Regions from separate parts of the Homo sapiens genome. Here regions 1, 3, 4 and 5 are each linked to region 2. The links are chromatin contacts, found by Hi-C or POLR2A ChIA-PET in ENCODE. All regions are on one chromosome and are shown on one strand. Each heading gives the region's core, a stretch centred on a gene start or an enhancer-like site at or near the end of the contact. The rest is flanking DNA. Distances are from core to core; before and after follow the strand shown. Region 1 has its middle 33 kb from the start of KDM7A-DT. Region 2 holds the start of HIPK2 (homeodomain interacting protein kinase 2). Region 3 holds the start of LUC7L2 (LUC7 like 2, pre-mRNA splicing factor). Region 4 has its middle 6.7 kb from the start of KLRG2. Region 5 has its middle 49 kb from the start of KLRG2.

The links. A loop is a pair of places that touch in the nucleus more often than their neighbours do. ChIA-PET counts read pairs that join two places held with the same protein, here RNA polymerase II (POLR2A). Pooled maps may share reads with other maps.
Region 1: a loop to region 2 is called in a pooled map, with 5 times the contacts of the local background. The contact joins the enhancer-like site here to the promoter of HIPK2 in region 2. A Hi-C loop is called at or near these places in 3 of 37 single-sample maps with no recorded cell type and 9 of 50 pooled maps.
Region 3: a loop to region 2 is called in a map of CD8-positive, alpha-beta T cell, with 7 times the contacts of the local background. The contact joins the promoter of LUC7L2 here to the promoter of HIPK2 in region 2. A Hi-C loop is called at or near these places in 1 of 168 maps with a recorded cell type or tissue (CD8-positive, alpha-beta T cell), 2 of 37 single-sample maps with no recorded cell type and 15 of 50 pooled maps. POLR2A ChIA-PET finds 5 or more read pairs at or near these places in 2 of 52 experiments (Caco-2 and activated naive CD8-positive, alpha-beta T cell).
Region 4: a map with no recorded cell type shows a loop between it and region 2 (2.3-fold over the local background). The contact joins the enhancer-like site here to the promoter of HIPK2 in region 2. A Hi-C loop is called at or near these places in 7 of 168 maps with a recorded cell type or tissue (HCT116, IMR-90, MCF 10A and 4 more), 16 of 37 single-sample maps with no recorded cell type and 18 of 50 pooled maps. POLR2A ChIA-PET finds 5 or more read pairs at or near these places in 1 of 52 experiments (OCI-LY7).
Region 5: a map of ascending aorta shows a loop between it and region 2 (4-fold over the local background). The contact joins the enhancer-like site here to the promoter of HIPK2 in region 2. A Hi-C loop is called at or near these places in 1 of 168 maps with a recorded cell type or tissue (ascending aorta), 1 of 37 single-sample maps with no recorded cell type and 6 of 50 pooled maps. POLR2A ChIA-PET finds 5 or more read pairs at or near these places in 1 of 52 experiments (HCT116).

The regions. Positions count from the first base shown.
Region 1 is chr7:140,208,926-140,211,625 of GRCh38, reverse strand. It overlaps the pseudogene RNU6-797P. Among named protein-coding and RNA genes, the nearest start is that of KDM7A-DT, 33 kb to the right of the region's middle. RefSeq lists enhancers at 1-838, 1,461-1,540. Within about 2 kb of position 1,250, at least 7 of the 41 ENCODE cell types and tissues checked have a DNase peak (open chromatin) inside an H3K27ac peak, as active enhancers do.
Region 2 is chr7:139,776,748-139,779,447 of GRCh38, reverse strand. It overlaps HIPK2 (homeodomain interacting protein kinase 2), which reads left to right and starts at 1,450. Exons shown (of 15, transcript NM_022740.5): 1 at 1,450-1,843. The coding sequence starts at 1,825. It also overlaps a transcript of TBXAS1 not described here. RefSeq lists silencers at 1,105-1,334, 1,765-1,854.
Region 3 is chr7:139,358,563-139,361,262 of GRCh38, reverse strand. It overlaps LUC7L2 (LUC7 like 2, pre-mRNA splicing factor), which reads right to left and starts at 1,369. Exons shown (of 10, transcript NM_016019.5): 1 at 941-1,369. The coding sequence starts at 1,001. The region is part of intron 2 of FMC1-LUC7L2 (FMC1-LUC7L2 readthrough); the gene reads right to left. RefSeq lists a silencer at 675-1,104 and enhancers at 1,335-1,384, 2,105-2,234.
Region 4 is chr7:139,489,018-139,491,717 of GRCh38, reverse strand. No RefSeq gene overlaps it. Among named protein-coding and RNA genes, the nearest start is that of KLRG2, 6.7 kb to the right of the region's middle. Within about 2 kb of position 1,442, at least 2 of the 41 ENCODE cell types and tissues checked have a DNase peak (open chromatin) inside an H3K27ac peak, as active enhancers do.
Region 5 is chr7:139,433,382-139,436,081 of GRCh38, reverse strand. It overlaps a transcript of KLRG2 not described here. Among named protein-coding and RNA genes, the nearest start is that of KLRG2, 49 kb to the left of the region's middle. Within about 2 kb of position 1,346, at least 11 of the 41 ENCODE cell types and tissues checked have a DNase peak (open chromatin) inside an H3K27ac peak, as active enhancers do; they include ascending aorta, where a contact is called at or near this core.

The DNA.
Region 1 (2,700 bases), core at 1-2,500, 430 kb before region 2:
GCTCACTGCAACCTCTGCCCACTGGGTTCAAGCAATTCTCCTGCCTCAGCCTCCCTAGTAGCTGGGATCACAGGCATGTGCTACCGTGCCTGGCTAATTTTTATATTTTTAGTAGAAACAGGGTTTTGCCATGTTGGCCAGGATGGTCTTGAACTCTTGGCCTCAGGTGATCTGCTCACCTTGGCTTCCCAAAGTGCTGGGATTACAGGTGTGAGCCACTGCGCCCTGCCTATTTTATTTCTTTTTTAGACAGAGTCTCACTCTGTTGCCCAGGCTGGAGTGTGATGGTGCAATCACGGCTCACTGCAGCCTCGATCTCCTGGGCTCAAACGATTCTCCCACCTCAGTGTCCTGAGTAGCTGGGACTACCAGCATGTGCCACCATGCCCACCTAATTTTTGTATTTTTTGTAGAGTTAGGGTCTCACCATGTTACCCAGGCTGGTCTCAAACTCCTGGACTCAACCGATCCTCCTGCCTCGGTCCTCCCAAAGTGTTGGAATTTCACGCATGAGCCACCATGCTCAGTCAGATGTTTTAGAAAAAAGTCTTGCACTGTTTGGGGCATACCTATGGTAAATATTGTTTACGGATTAGCTGAAATTCAAATTGAACTGAGCATCTTTTCTTTTATGTGGCAACCACGCTGAGGGGGCTTCTCGAGGCAGCCTCGACCCATGCGCCTGGCTCGGGTGCAGGGTCTAGTGAGGCCCATTTCCTCATTATCATCTCTGCCTCCAGGCTTCTGTTCCTGCAGTTTCATGCCCCGCTACCCCATGCCCTCTCCTGGCCTCTGGAGCCTTTCCTCACTTCTGGCCTCCTTTTCGTGATCTTCGGCGGTCTTCATGGTGAGTTCTTCCCTGACGGACTGCGCCTTGAGACTGGCTCACGTAATTTAGTCCCTAATTATACAGGTCAGGTCCATTTGCTGTTTTTTTCAGGTGAGTTACTCTACTCTCCCTAACTAGGCTCTAGTGCCTTTCAGGCAGGGACTGTGTCCGCTGGGACCTGAGCGTGGATCGGTTTCAATAAATCCCTGCTGCTTGAATGGTTGTAGAAATGGAACCGTTCCTCTTCCAGGAACTGGCTAATGAGAGAGCCACTTTGGTTTTCTTCGTATGCTGTTGTGCTGCCGGAGTAAACCAGCAAAGGCTCGGCATCTGCAGGTCGCTTGCAGTCAGCCTCCTGTTGCCCAGCCCACAGCCTGTTTCACTTCTCTTTCTCACATAGCAGGGCGGCTTGGGCTGCAGCTTGTTTTTTCTCAGCCAAGAAAGTAGCACCCAGAGTGAAAGGGAGTGCACCTCGCTTCAACTACAGTAAGGAACTGACAACTGGCACAGAGACCCTTAGAATAGAACAGGAGGAGGGACAGTGACAGGCACCTTTGTCACACCTCATCTCAGGTGGCATTGCAGCTGTGCTGAGCAGCAGGGCCTGCCTGGCTCCTCTGCCTTGTCCCCTGGCCAGGTTGAGCCCTTGGATGGATACACTGACCTCTGATACTCTTTCCTTCCTGCTCTTGTCCTGTCCCTTGCCTTGGCCAGGCGAGGGCCCGTGCAGAGCCACAGCTCCAGGTTGCCTTCGCCCGCACCTGTGCCGCTTTGCTGAAGCCTAACGTCTCAAGCTAGTAAGACACTCTCTGAGACCCACTGTGCTAAAGGTTCTGGGTCAGCAGTTGGTGGGGATTCTGAGTGCTCCGTGGCCCTCAGCTCCTCATTTTCAGCAATCTAGAAAGACGAGGAATCCCAAGCCAGGATGACGCTCCTCTGCAGCCCCGTTTATTATGCCGGCATCCCTGTGCCAGCTAGGACGTTAGATATGGGCATTACAGGTGTAACTGGTAATCCTGTCTGGGGAGGCCCTGATTTTATCAAGAGCAAGTGCATTGTGGGGGATACATACAGTTGGAAGAGCAAGTCTTTCCCTCAACACCTTTATCATCTAACGTGAAACAAGTGCTTGCTTTGACAGCACATACACTAAAAAATTGGAATGATACAGAGAAGATTAGCATGGCCCCTGTGCAAGGATGACATGCAAATTCATGAAGCATTCCATTAAAAAATTAAAATAATGTGAAACAAAATGAAAACAGAACCACTGATCCTTTGTTATGTAAATAACCCATCCTTAGTACTGGGTTCTGTGGGTGCTCCTTCCCCCAGCTGCTGGAGACATGGGTGGCTGATGGCTGCTCTTAGTTGAGTCCCTTTCCAGGAATTGCCCTCCTTGTTCAAGGTCACCCCTTTCCCCCAGGGCAGCCCATGTTAAGGACTGGTCAATGCCCAGGTGTGGTCCCCTAGCTCCAATTCAGGGCAGCTCTGAAGGGCCATCCCAGCTCCAGAGCTCCCTGTGGGATCCTGGGATCGACTGAGGCTCCTCCCTCTGCCCCACCTGTTCCCTTCACTCCCCATCAGTGACAGATCCTGGGGCCATGCTCTGCATCCAGTCTCATCTCAGAATCTGTTTCCTCTGGGAACTCAAGAAATCTATTTGTCCCTAAATCTGGGGATGCTAGTGCAGAGGATCAATGCTTCTGGAAGTCCACGCAGTGTTCACATGGAGAAAGAAGTGAATCTGGCGGTAAAAGAGTCTGACTTCTTTTCCCACCCTCTCTGCACTGGCTCCCTGCTTCTGGAACCAGGGAGCCCACTCAGAGGGCCTGCAGCTTTGACCCCGCCTATCTGCTCATCCCCCTTCC
Region 2 (2,700 bases), core at 201-2,700:
TAGCAACAGTAGTCTAGGATTCTGCAAACGTGAATGGCATTAGGTTAAGAGAAGGGATAGGAAGTGTAGCATTGATTATGGGGGCAAGGAAGACCGCAGAGTACAAGATCACACAGAGGAAGGTGTCGTGATGTACCACTAAAAAAGTGTGAAAGAGCTTGCCTTTTTTGGGAAGGACTGAAGGATGGGAACGGAGGATGGAGACCGGAAAGGATAAGAAGTAGTGAGAAAATCACGAGGTTGTTTTTAAGAAAGTTATACAGTGTTAGAGATCATTATTTTACACAGATAGCTTTTCAACTTTTTTAAACCCACGATTCACAGACGGAAATAAAATTGACATCATGGTCCAGTACACTTGTCCAGTACCTATAATCGAAACAAAAGGTTTATGAAACAATAGTTGCCCTTACTAAGGGCAATGGACTCTAATATTTTCTATTGGATTCCATTTCGTTCTTTTTGAAAGCTGGTTGCCTTCCGCTGCATTTATTTTATGATCTATTACTGTGTCACGACCCACAGTTTTAAAAACAGTGCCTAAGAGGAGACTCAACAAGTCTTCCTAAGTTGGAGGGGATGGCAGGGCATCCTATCCAAGCATCCGGGAGGCAGCTGGAGAAGCAAACCTGGAGAGGCTCCCGGCTGGGGAGAGTCTGGAGAGTGTTTAGCGGAAGCCCTGATAGGAGAGAGCGCTGAGAAAAGCGAGGACCCAGAGAGTTGTGAGCTCCCATTCAAGTGATGGAGTGGCGGCCCTCGGGACAGTGTAGACGCGAGGAGGAGAAGATCAGGGTGGCGTGGAAGCCAGACTCCGGCAGGAACCCAGCGACCACCCCGGGGGCTGCATTTCCGCGGCGTGCACGGCAGGGCTTCGGTGCCTCTGACCTCGTGTGGCTTTCCGAAGCTCCTCCACTCACCCGCCCTCCTCCGGAGCACGGCGCGCGCCCACTCCTTCATTCATTCATTCCACTCCTACCTCCGCGAGCGCCAACCGGCTGTGAGATGGGCGAGCCACTTTGCCAGCGTGGGGCTCTCTTTCGGGTCGGTTCCCTCCCCGCCAGCACACGCGCGAACCCTCGCACCTGGGCACACACGCGCGCGCGTGCACACACACACACAAAGTTCTGGGGGCCCCTCTGCAGACCGGCTCGGCTGCGCTGGGCTCGGAGCCGTGCGCCCGCCGGGTCCAGGCCGGCCCTCTCACCCACTACCCGGGGCCCGCCCTGCGCCCAGTCCCCCCGCGCTGCGCGGCAGCCCCTCCCAGCGCGGTCCCCTCGGGCCGCCGGCGCGGCTCTGCCCTTCGGTTCGGCCTTCCCCGCCTCGCATCCGTGCCATCGGCGCTCGATTGCGCGCGGACTCCCTGTGGCTCTCCCGGCCCCGCGCCCCGCCCCCGCCCCCGCCCGCCGCCCCCCTCCGCCAGCAACTTTTGCGGAGCCCCCGCGCCCAGCCATGCTGAGCTGAGCCCCGCCGGCCCTGGCCGCGCGCTGCCCCCGGCTCCCGCCCCTCCGCGGATCCGCTCGGGGGCCGCGGCCGCTCGGCGCCTCGGCCTCGGCCGCTCCGCCCGCCCGGCCGCCCCGAGCCCCGAGCCCCGAGCCCCCCGCGCCGGGCCCGGGCGGCAGCGGCGGCGGCGGCGGCGGCGGCGCGCCCGGCCCCCTCCCCCGGCGCCGGCCACGGGAGGCGGTGATGCGGGCGCGGGCGGCCTCGGCTGCGCCGAGAGCGGAGACACAGGCTCAAGATGGCAGATTCCGACTGAGGCTGGGGGGGCCGAGCTCGCGCGCCGCTTTCCCGTCCCCGTTGCCATGAACCGCGGACACCCCGGCCCCGATGGCCCCCGTGTACGAAGGTAAGGGGCGCCCGGCCCCGCCGACCCCGCGCCCGCCGCCCTCCGCGGCCCCCGCAGCTTTGTTCTGCCCGCGGCCCCGCGCCCGCAGCCCCCGGCGCCTGCCCCAGCCCCCACCCGGGGCCCGAGGGGGCCGCGACCCCCTCCCTCGCCCGGAAGATGACCGGGACCCGGCGCCGGCAGGGTCTTGCTTCCAGGGCGGGGAGAGGGGCCGGGGGCGCAGGAGGGGAGGGGGCGTGTGCGAGGGTGGGCGGCTGCCCGGGGAGGGCAGGGACGCCGGGGAAGGCGGACCGGTGACTGTGCTTTTTATTTATTTGCGATAAATGAAGGTGATGCGGCTTAGCTTCCACCGCCCCCCCACATTACCTTTCGGAGCACCTCCTTTCCACTTCGCTCTCCGCCCCGCGCCCCTTCCCATTTCTTTCCGCGCCCACCCCACGCTCCTTTATTCTCCGCGAGCCTCCGATTTTGGGGGGGCTGTGGAATCGGAATGCACGGGGCTAGGTGGGGAGAGAGGAGAGAGATGAAAAGTCCATGTCAGAGCCAGGCAGAACAATGAAATAGGCGAAAATCTCCCCTCATTAGCGTGTGGAAGGGGACGTGGACTTTGGGTTTTCCAGCCGGGGGAGCGGCGGAGACGTTTTTCTGGCTCGGTCTGGGTCGATCTGTGTTGTGCACCTTCACCTGGCATCGGGGTATTTTTCCCCATTTGACTGCCTTTAGCAAGAAAGAAAAGAACGCAAGGCAGAAAAGCAGTAGGTCTGCCTCGCACACTGTCTTTCGTTTCTCTTCAGTCCGTTCTGTCAGCTTCCAGCCAGAAAGCAACCCAGAATCAACTAAGTTTTTACACTTCGATGTGT
Region 3 (2,700 bases), core at 120-2,619, 420 kb after region 2:
TAAGAAAGTAATGAACTAGACCTTTCCTACATATTTGAATGTATTTAAGTTGAATTTGAGAGTACATTACTAATTAACATCACCAAAAAAGCAACAGCATTTCATCATTTTATTTAGAAATTCTCTTTATGACAAAGGATAATCCAGCAATTAAGGGCTCTCTATACAGATTCTAAACTAAACGCCTGAAAGGATCTTTGTTCTCCTCTATTCTACTTCACTGGGTACCAAATTTTCAAAATCGTTCTGTTAGGGACATGCAACATTTGTCAATATTTACTGAACAAAGCCTCTATTAAATTGTCTAACAAAATGGAGGTCTCTCGGAAAAACAGGCCATAACATGTTCCTTCTCACAAAATGGGGCCAAACACACCCACTTAAGAAACCATGGTTTGGGTCAGATTTTCCATAAAAATGGTTGTTTCTGTGGGGCTCGAGGGTGCATCTCTGAGACTGGGTTAGTAATAAAGGTTTCCTCCTGACCCAGGAAGAGGAGGGGGAAGCTTCTCTCTAGGTACTCTGGAGGACGGCGGCGAGGGATGATCCCAAAGCTCTGGGTTAAGGAATTATATCGGGGGTGGAGGCCTTAGCTTTCCGCAGGTACCTAACCAGCGACAAAACGGGCCCCCCAACTACGCAACAGAGACGCGGGCTCTCCCGTCTCAGCCAAGTCAACATTAAAAGCACAAACTCTCCTTTCTGCCTCCAGGCCCCGCCTCACCCCATTGGCAGCAGTTCCCGCCAATCCGCATGGTCACCGCCCCCCCTGCCCGCCTGCCGAGCCCTGATTGGATGGGACGGGGGACGGGGACCTCGTGTTACCAATCTGGGAGCCCCTTACTCAGCCACACGCGCGCGCCCAGGTGCGCCCTCGGAACCCCTTCCCTTCGCCGTCCCCGTCCCCTCCCCCACCCCCAGGGCCCTGGCAGAGACTTACCGTCCCGGGAGGTGCCCATCAACTGGTCCAGCATCGCGCGCATCTGGGCCTGCGCCGACATGGCGGCGGCGTAGCGGGCGGACGGGCGGGGGTGGGGCGCAGACCGGGCCCTTTTGGGCTGGGGGATAAGGGGAAGGGATGGGGGAAGGTGCGCTGCTGTCTCGGTGGCCGCCGCCGCCTCGAGGCGTGCGGAAAGGGAGCCGGAGGGGTTGCGGGAAGAGTCCGGACTGCGCTCCTCACGACGACGTGTACGTGGAAGACGACAGCCCCCGACAGCGACCCTCGTGCCCTCACTCTCCGTCCGGTTCTTGGGACAGAAGCGACACGGGCCAAGCAAGCTCTCGCCTTCAACACCGCCACCCGCCAGAAGCCGTCAACCCCCCCTCAAGCTCTGACGCCGCTCGCCGCCACCGTCGCCACGACGGGAGCGCGCACGCTCCTCGCGCTCAGTCGTTTCCCGCGGGGGCTCCACCAACTGGCGTCCAGCTGTATCACTCCGCCCGCCCCGCCCGAGTGGAGTTCCACCCTAACGGCTCTGGGCGCGTGCACGCGCGCTCCTCCCGCCCCTTTACCCCGGATCTCGCGATACTCTGGTTCCTTAACTGACTGTGCAAGCCGGATCCGCCCCGAGGCGCCAAACCTTACATTACATTCCCTCCCGGCTGTAGGGCTGGCGGCTAAGGCTGCGCTGCCCGCGGTGATGGCGATTCAGACCCAAATTAGCAAAATGCGCTAGAGGTTAGCCTGGGCGGAAAGTAAGTAGAGACCATGCCCATCGTCGACCGGACTGCGGTCAGCCTCCTTGGCGTCTGAGGTGGGCGTGCTCGGGGCGAACGCCCGCCCCGAGTGGCGTGGACGCGTCCTGGTTCTCGTGCGCCTTTCCCGGCCGGGAGCAGGCCTGTCTCGCCGCCGCCGGGGCCGCGTTCCTTCCGCTGCGTGGGGCTTTAAGGCTCCTCGGCTGGGAAGTGTCAACTTCAGGAGAAAGCGCCCGAAAGCAGTACCCTAGGAAACAGGCGCGCCGACCCATTCGGATTCATCTTTACCTACAAGGTCGCGGGCGGCTTAGTCTGAATGTGAAACCATAAAAACTCAGCGTATTCTCAGCTACTGGGGAGGCGATCTCGGGGAGCAGGGAGCCAGCGGCGCTGGCCGCAGGGAAGCCTGGATTCTGAAGCCCGGCCCGTGACTGGGGCCTTGGCTTCAGTTCTACCCCTCGTAGGGCTGGTGGAGGTGGTCACACGTCTGCTATGGCGTGGCTGTTAGAACAAACTGGAATAAAATACTTAGCCCTGAGCCTTTCCCTGGTGTTTCTAAAAACTGTTTTAGTAAAATATTAATTCCTTGCCGGGCGCGGTGGCTCACGCCTGTAAACCCCGCACTTTGGGAGGCCAAGGGAGGTGGATTGCCTGAGGTCAGGAGTTCAAGATCAGCCTGGCCAACATGGTGAAACCCTGTCTCTACTAAAAATATAAAAATTAGCCGGGCGTGATGGCGGGCGCCTCCCCAGCTACTCGGGAGGCTGAGGCAGGAGAATCGTTTGAACCCGGGAGACGGAGGTTGCAGTGAGTCGAGATGACGCCACTGCGCTGCAACCTGCGCGACAGAGCGAGACTTCTAAAAAAAAAAATTCCTTAAGTAAGACATAGGTCAGTGTGCAGGAAGAAAGGTTGCTTAAAAAGAAATCTAAAACTGTAAGAAAAATGAATGAGTTAATAAAACCAAATGTTTAAGAAGACAGGCACTTTCTAGATACTTTGAAA
Region 4 (2,700 bases), core at 193-2,692, 290 kb after region 2:
GAAATAATTACCACCTTTGTCTTAAAACACACATGAACACATAATAGCTGTTAATATATTTGATTAGACTACAATTTTCTACATTTAGTCATGACTTTCTGGTGGTGTATTCTAGGCCTTTGATTAGATTTTTGCAAGGCCTGTTTGATTTGGGGGATACTTAGGCCTCAAGACTCTTGGACTAGCAAATCTCATTCATAATGGGCTGATTTAGTTCAGAGGGGAAGAAGATACTATTATCCTTAAATCTGGGACCTCTTCACCAAGGTGCTCCTGGGCACTTGTACCTCCTCCCTTTGCTACCCTCAGTCTCTGGTGACAGGAGTCCCACACAGCCTGGCAGGAAAAGTCTGTTACACACCTGTGATGCAAGGAAGTGCTTTTCCTGGTCTCACATATCCAAGCCCAGCCCTACTCCATTGCTCCCCCAGGTCTCCTGGTCCTTCTACCTGCTCCCATCTAGGTCTTTCCAAGTATTGAACCCCAGACTCGACAAAGTCAGCTAACGCTGGGGACACTAATGCAGAGGAGAGCTAGGTCTGCCCCCCATATCCCTGAGCCACAGCTGTCTATCCACACCATTACAATCCCACAAGTGCTGCATTGGACAGGAAAGGATTCTGGGGATGGAGCTTCTAAAAGGGAGGGTTTTGTTTTGTTTTGTTTTTTCTTTTGAGACGGAGTCTCACTCTGTCACCCAGGCTGGAGTGCAGTGCCACAATCTCAGCTCACTGCAAACTCCACCTCCCGGGTTCAAGCGATTCTCCTGCCTCAGCTTCCTGAGTGGCTGAGATTATAGGCGCCTGCCACCACGCCCAGCCAATTTTTGTATTTTTAGTAGAGACGGAGTTTCACCATGTTGGTCAGGCTGGTCTCAAACTCCTGATCTCATGATCCAGTTTTTTTGTGTGTGTGTTTTGTTTTTTTGTTTGTTTGTTTTTGAGACGGAGTTTCGCTCTTGTTGCCCAGGCTCAAGTGCAATGGCATAATCTCAGCTCACTGCAACCTCCGCCTCCTGGGTTCAAGTGATTCTCCTGCCCCAGCCTCCCAAGTAGCTGAGATTACAGGTGCGTGCCACCAAGCCTGGCTAATTTTTGTATTTTTAGTAGAGATGGGGTTTCACCATGTTGGTCAGGCTGGTCTCAAACTCCTGACCTCATGTTCCTTTTTTTTTTTTTTTTTTTGAGATGGAGTTTCCCTCTTGTTGCCCAGGCTGGAGTGCAATGGCGTGATCTCAGCTCACTGCAACCTCCACCTCAAGGGAGGGCCTTTGTTTCAACACACAGATGTCTCAGGGAGCTGTTTTCCTGCTGGCCATGGCTCTTCTCCAATTCTCCCGGGATAAGCTTGTGTGTATTCAGGTGGAATGTTTTCTCAGTCCCTGCCTTACCCACACTCTTGACCTAAAGCTACCTTTTGTTCCTCCCCTAGAGCTGCCTAGCTCTCTCTCCTCTGCCTCGCCCAGCTGCAGGTGGATCCTCCACTAAAATGAGGCTGCCTCGTCACTCCCATTGGATGGCTGATGTCTCAGAAAGTTACAGGGGATGGGGGTCAGGGGTGCGGTGTGGCTGAAGGAACTGGAAAGTGAGGCCTAGTCTGTTAGTAACGGGAGCAACATCTATACCTCTGCCCCAGCCCATGACCTGCATGGACTCAATCAGCGGGAGACTGGGGATGAAACATTCGGGGAACCAGGAGGACTAGGGGAGCATAAAGCAGCAAAAGGGGAGAAAAGATGTGTTTGGGAGCCGGAGCTGCCCAATGACATGCTGGCTTTCCCACTTAGGAGCCGTGCACCCCTACACTAGCTCCTCAACCTCTCTGAATCTCAGTTTCCTCACCTGTGAAGTAGGGATTTTAGTTATTATGAAGAGTAAATGGACCCAACAGCCAAATGTCATGCTTGAACCCTGATGGGAACCTGGTTGGAAAAAAAATTAGAAAAATTTAAATTTGGTCTCCAAAATATCACCTGGCTCGGCGTTATTGTTCATTTCTTTGGTGTGAGAATGGCGTTGTACTTATGGAAAACACGTGTATTCTTCGCAGATGCACGCTGAAATATTGAAGGGTGAGGCTTCACGAGGTCGGCAGCTCACACTCAGATGGTTCCATAACAACAGAGAGAATGTTTGCACAGAGGTGGAGAGAAGGACAAGAACGATGTGTGAAATGCTAACTGTTGAATCAAGGTGGAGGGCGTTCACGTGATCACCATTTATTCTTTCCATTTTTCTTAATGTTTAAAAATGTGTCAACCAAAGATTGAGGGGGGGAAGAGAGACCAGGTGTGTGAAGCACTCTGCACAATGCCCCATTCAGCATAATTTATTTAATAAATATTCACTAAGCTCCTGGCGGAGATGTCAGTCAAGAACCAGGGATGGCGTGTCAGATACTGATCTGGGGATGCAGTGAGGATTTCTAGGGGGCCAGAGACAAGCATTAAAGGGTGAACAACCATGTGCACGTGCTGACCACAGACTGTGGAGAATGCTAGGAAGACAGCTGACAGGTGAGAGACCAAGGTGGGGGCTTAGGCGGTGTGAGGGGATGTCACACTGGCTTGGGTACCCTCTGAGCCTCTGAGCAGGTGGAATGTGAGCTGGGGATGGGCTGTGCCAGGGAGCTGGCTGTGCGGAAACCCCTCTCCTTCCTCATCTGTGTCTCCAGGGCCCCTAGAGGGGCCCAAGATGCCAC
Region 5 (2,700 bases), core at 97-2,596, 340 kb after region 2:
AAAAATACACAAATTAGCCGGGTATGGTGGTGCATACCTGTAATCCCAGCTACTTGGGAGGCTGAGACAGGAGAATCACTTGAACATGGGAGGTGGAGGTTGCAATGAGCCAAGATTGTGCCATTGCACTCCAGCCTGGGTGACAGAGCAAGACCCTATCTCAAAAAAAAAAAAAATTACAGGCCCTATATAAGATCTGAATAGACACTTCACCAAAAAGATACACAAAAAGCAAATAAACACATGACTTTAAGTGGGTAAGCGGCGGGGCACCCTTACAATGGATTCTACTCAATGTGAAAAGGTGGGATGTGCTGATGCACACAGCACGGGTGAGTCTCAGCAGCATCGTGTTAAGGGAAGGAAGTCGGCATGAAAGTCTGTATGCCAATAACTCCATTTATATAAAGTTCTAGAGAAGATAAAGCTCATGCTAGAGAGATCAGTGGTTGCCGGGGCCAGAGGTTTGAGGAGAGGATTGGGAGAGGCCAGGAGAGAATTTGTGGGGAGATGGAACTATTCTATATCATGATTGCAGTGGTGGGATACATTTGTCAACTTACTGTATGCTTAAAATTGGTGATTTTTTTTTGAGACGGAGTCTCGCTCTGTCACCCAGGCTGGAGTGCAGTGGCACAATCTTGGCTCACTGCAACCTCTACCTTCAGGGTTCAAGCGATTCTCCTGCCTCACCCTCCCGAATAGCTGGGATTACAGGTGCCTGCCACCATGCCGGCTAATTTTTTGTGTTTTTGGTAGAGATGGGGCTTCACCATGTTGGCCAGGCTGGTCTCGAACTCCTGACCTCAAGTGATCCACTCCCCTCGGCCTCCCAAAGTGCTGGGATTACAGGCGTGAGCCACTGCGCCCAGCCGAAATTGGTGAATTTTATTGTGGGAAAATTAAATCTCAATAAAGTTTTTTTAAGAAAGGTAGCCATTATCATTTTTAGGCATCTCTTACAGGTTTTGCCTTTGAATAAACGCAATAAAAATAAAGTAGTAGGTCCTGGGGTTAATCTAAACTACATTCAACTCCCCCAGGCCCTATCATGATACCTTGAGTACCTTTTTGACTTTTTTAAGCCTCAGCAATCTCATCTGTAAGTCTGGAGATGGTAACTTCTAGCTTATAGATTTATTGTTGTGAAGGACGAAGAGATGATGTGGATAACTCCTCAGTGCTGGGGTTATCTAGTCTGACTTTGGTAAATGTATTATTATCGCTTCCCAAGGGCACACAGCTTCTAAGTGGCAGATTCAGGGCTCAAACCGAAGTCTGTTTTCAAACCCTAGCTCCTGGCCGCCCGCGCCGCACCGCCTCACTAGCGCCCTCTTGCGCTAGTTCTATGCTCCAAGCACACTTCGGATTCTTTGACTTCCCCTGTAAGAACACAGCGTGCTGATCAACAAACCAGAGCATCTGCTTCTATTTATAACTCTAAGTAGAAAATTGACATTCAGCTTTTATAAATACTTTTAAAAAACAGGAACAGGCTGCAAGTCTTTTGATTTGGAAACTCTTGAGTAGCAAGGAGAAGGCTCAGAAGGCCACAAGGAATCCATACTGCTTACAGAGGGAGGGAGGGCAGGCTTTGGCCCCAGCAACTCATCAAGATGACTGCCGTGTAAAGGGGCTTGGCTGTTGATGCTCCCAGCCAAGGAAGGAAGGTAGGTGGCCAGTGCCTCCAGCTGTAAGCAGAAGCCCGGGTGTCACTGGTTGGGAGTAAGAGAAGGAGAATGAGAACAAACCATGGTGATAAGTTGGTTCTGAATTATGACCAGGCAAAGGGTGGGAGAACTGTGGCCACATTTGAGCTCTGATAAGAGCAAAGCTGGAATCTTAAATATTTAGACGCGGAGCCCTAAAGGATGTACTTGACAAGCAATAAAAATCTTAGAAACACTTTAGTGATTCTCACGGCTTGCTTCTTATTCCAACTGCAAATTAACCTGGCAGTCTGAGAACATACTCTATTTTAACTTCCAAGCTCCTCACAGCAAACATCCTGTGTCTGGGACATCAGGAGCCTTTCAGCTCCTCCCAGCCTCAGGGCCAAGTACCACAGGCTCAGGGCTCCCCAGGGACAGGTGCTGGCTGGAATCGCCTGTGAGGTTAAAAAACGCACGTGATGCTGGGCGTGATGCTGGGCGCGGTGGCTCACACTGAAGTGCTCCCAGCACTTTGGGAGGCCGAGGCGGGGGATCACTTGAGGTCAGGAGTTCGAGACCAGCCTGGCCAACATGGTTGAAACCCTGTCTCTACTAAAAATACAAAAATTAGCCTGGTGTAGTTGCAGGCACCTGTAATCCCGGCTATTCAGGAGGCTGAGGCAGAAGAATAACTTGAACCCCGGAGGTGGAGGTTGCATTCTCGGCAGTGAGGCGAGAATGTGCCACTGCACTCCAGCCTGGGTGACAGAGCAAGACTCCATCTCAAAAAAAAAAAAAAAAAAAGGCCGGGCGCAGTGGTTCACGCCTGTAATCCCAGCACTTTGGGAGGCCAAGGCAGGCTGATCACCTGAGGTTGGGAGTTCGAGACCAGCCTGACCAACATGGAGAAACCCCGTCTCTACTAAAAAATACAAAATTAGCCGGGTGTGGTGGCACATGCCTGTAATGCCAGCTACTCGGGAGACTGAGGCAGGAGAATCGCTTGAACTCGGGAAGTGGAGGTTGTGGTGAGCCAAGATTGTGCCAT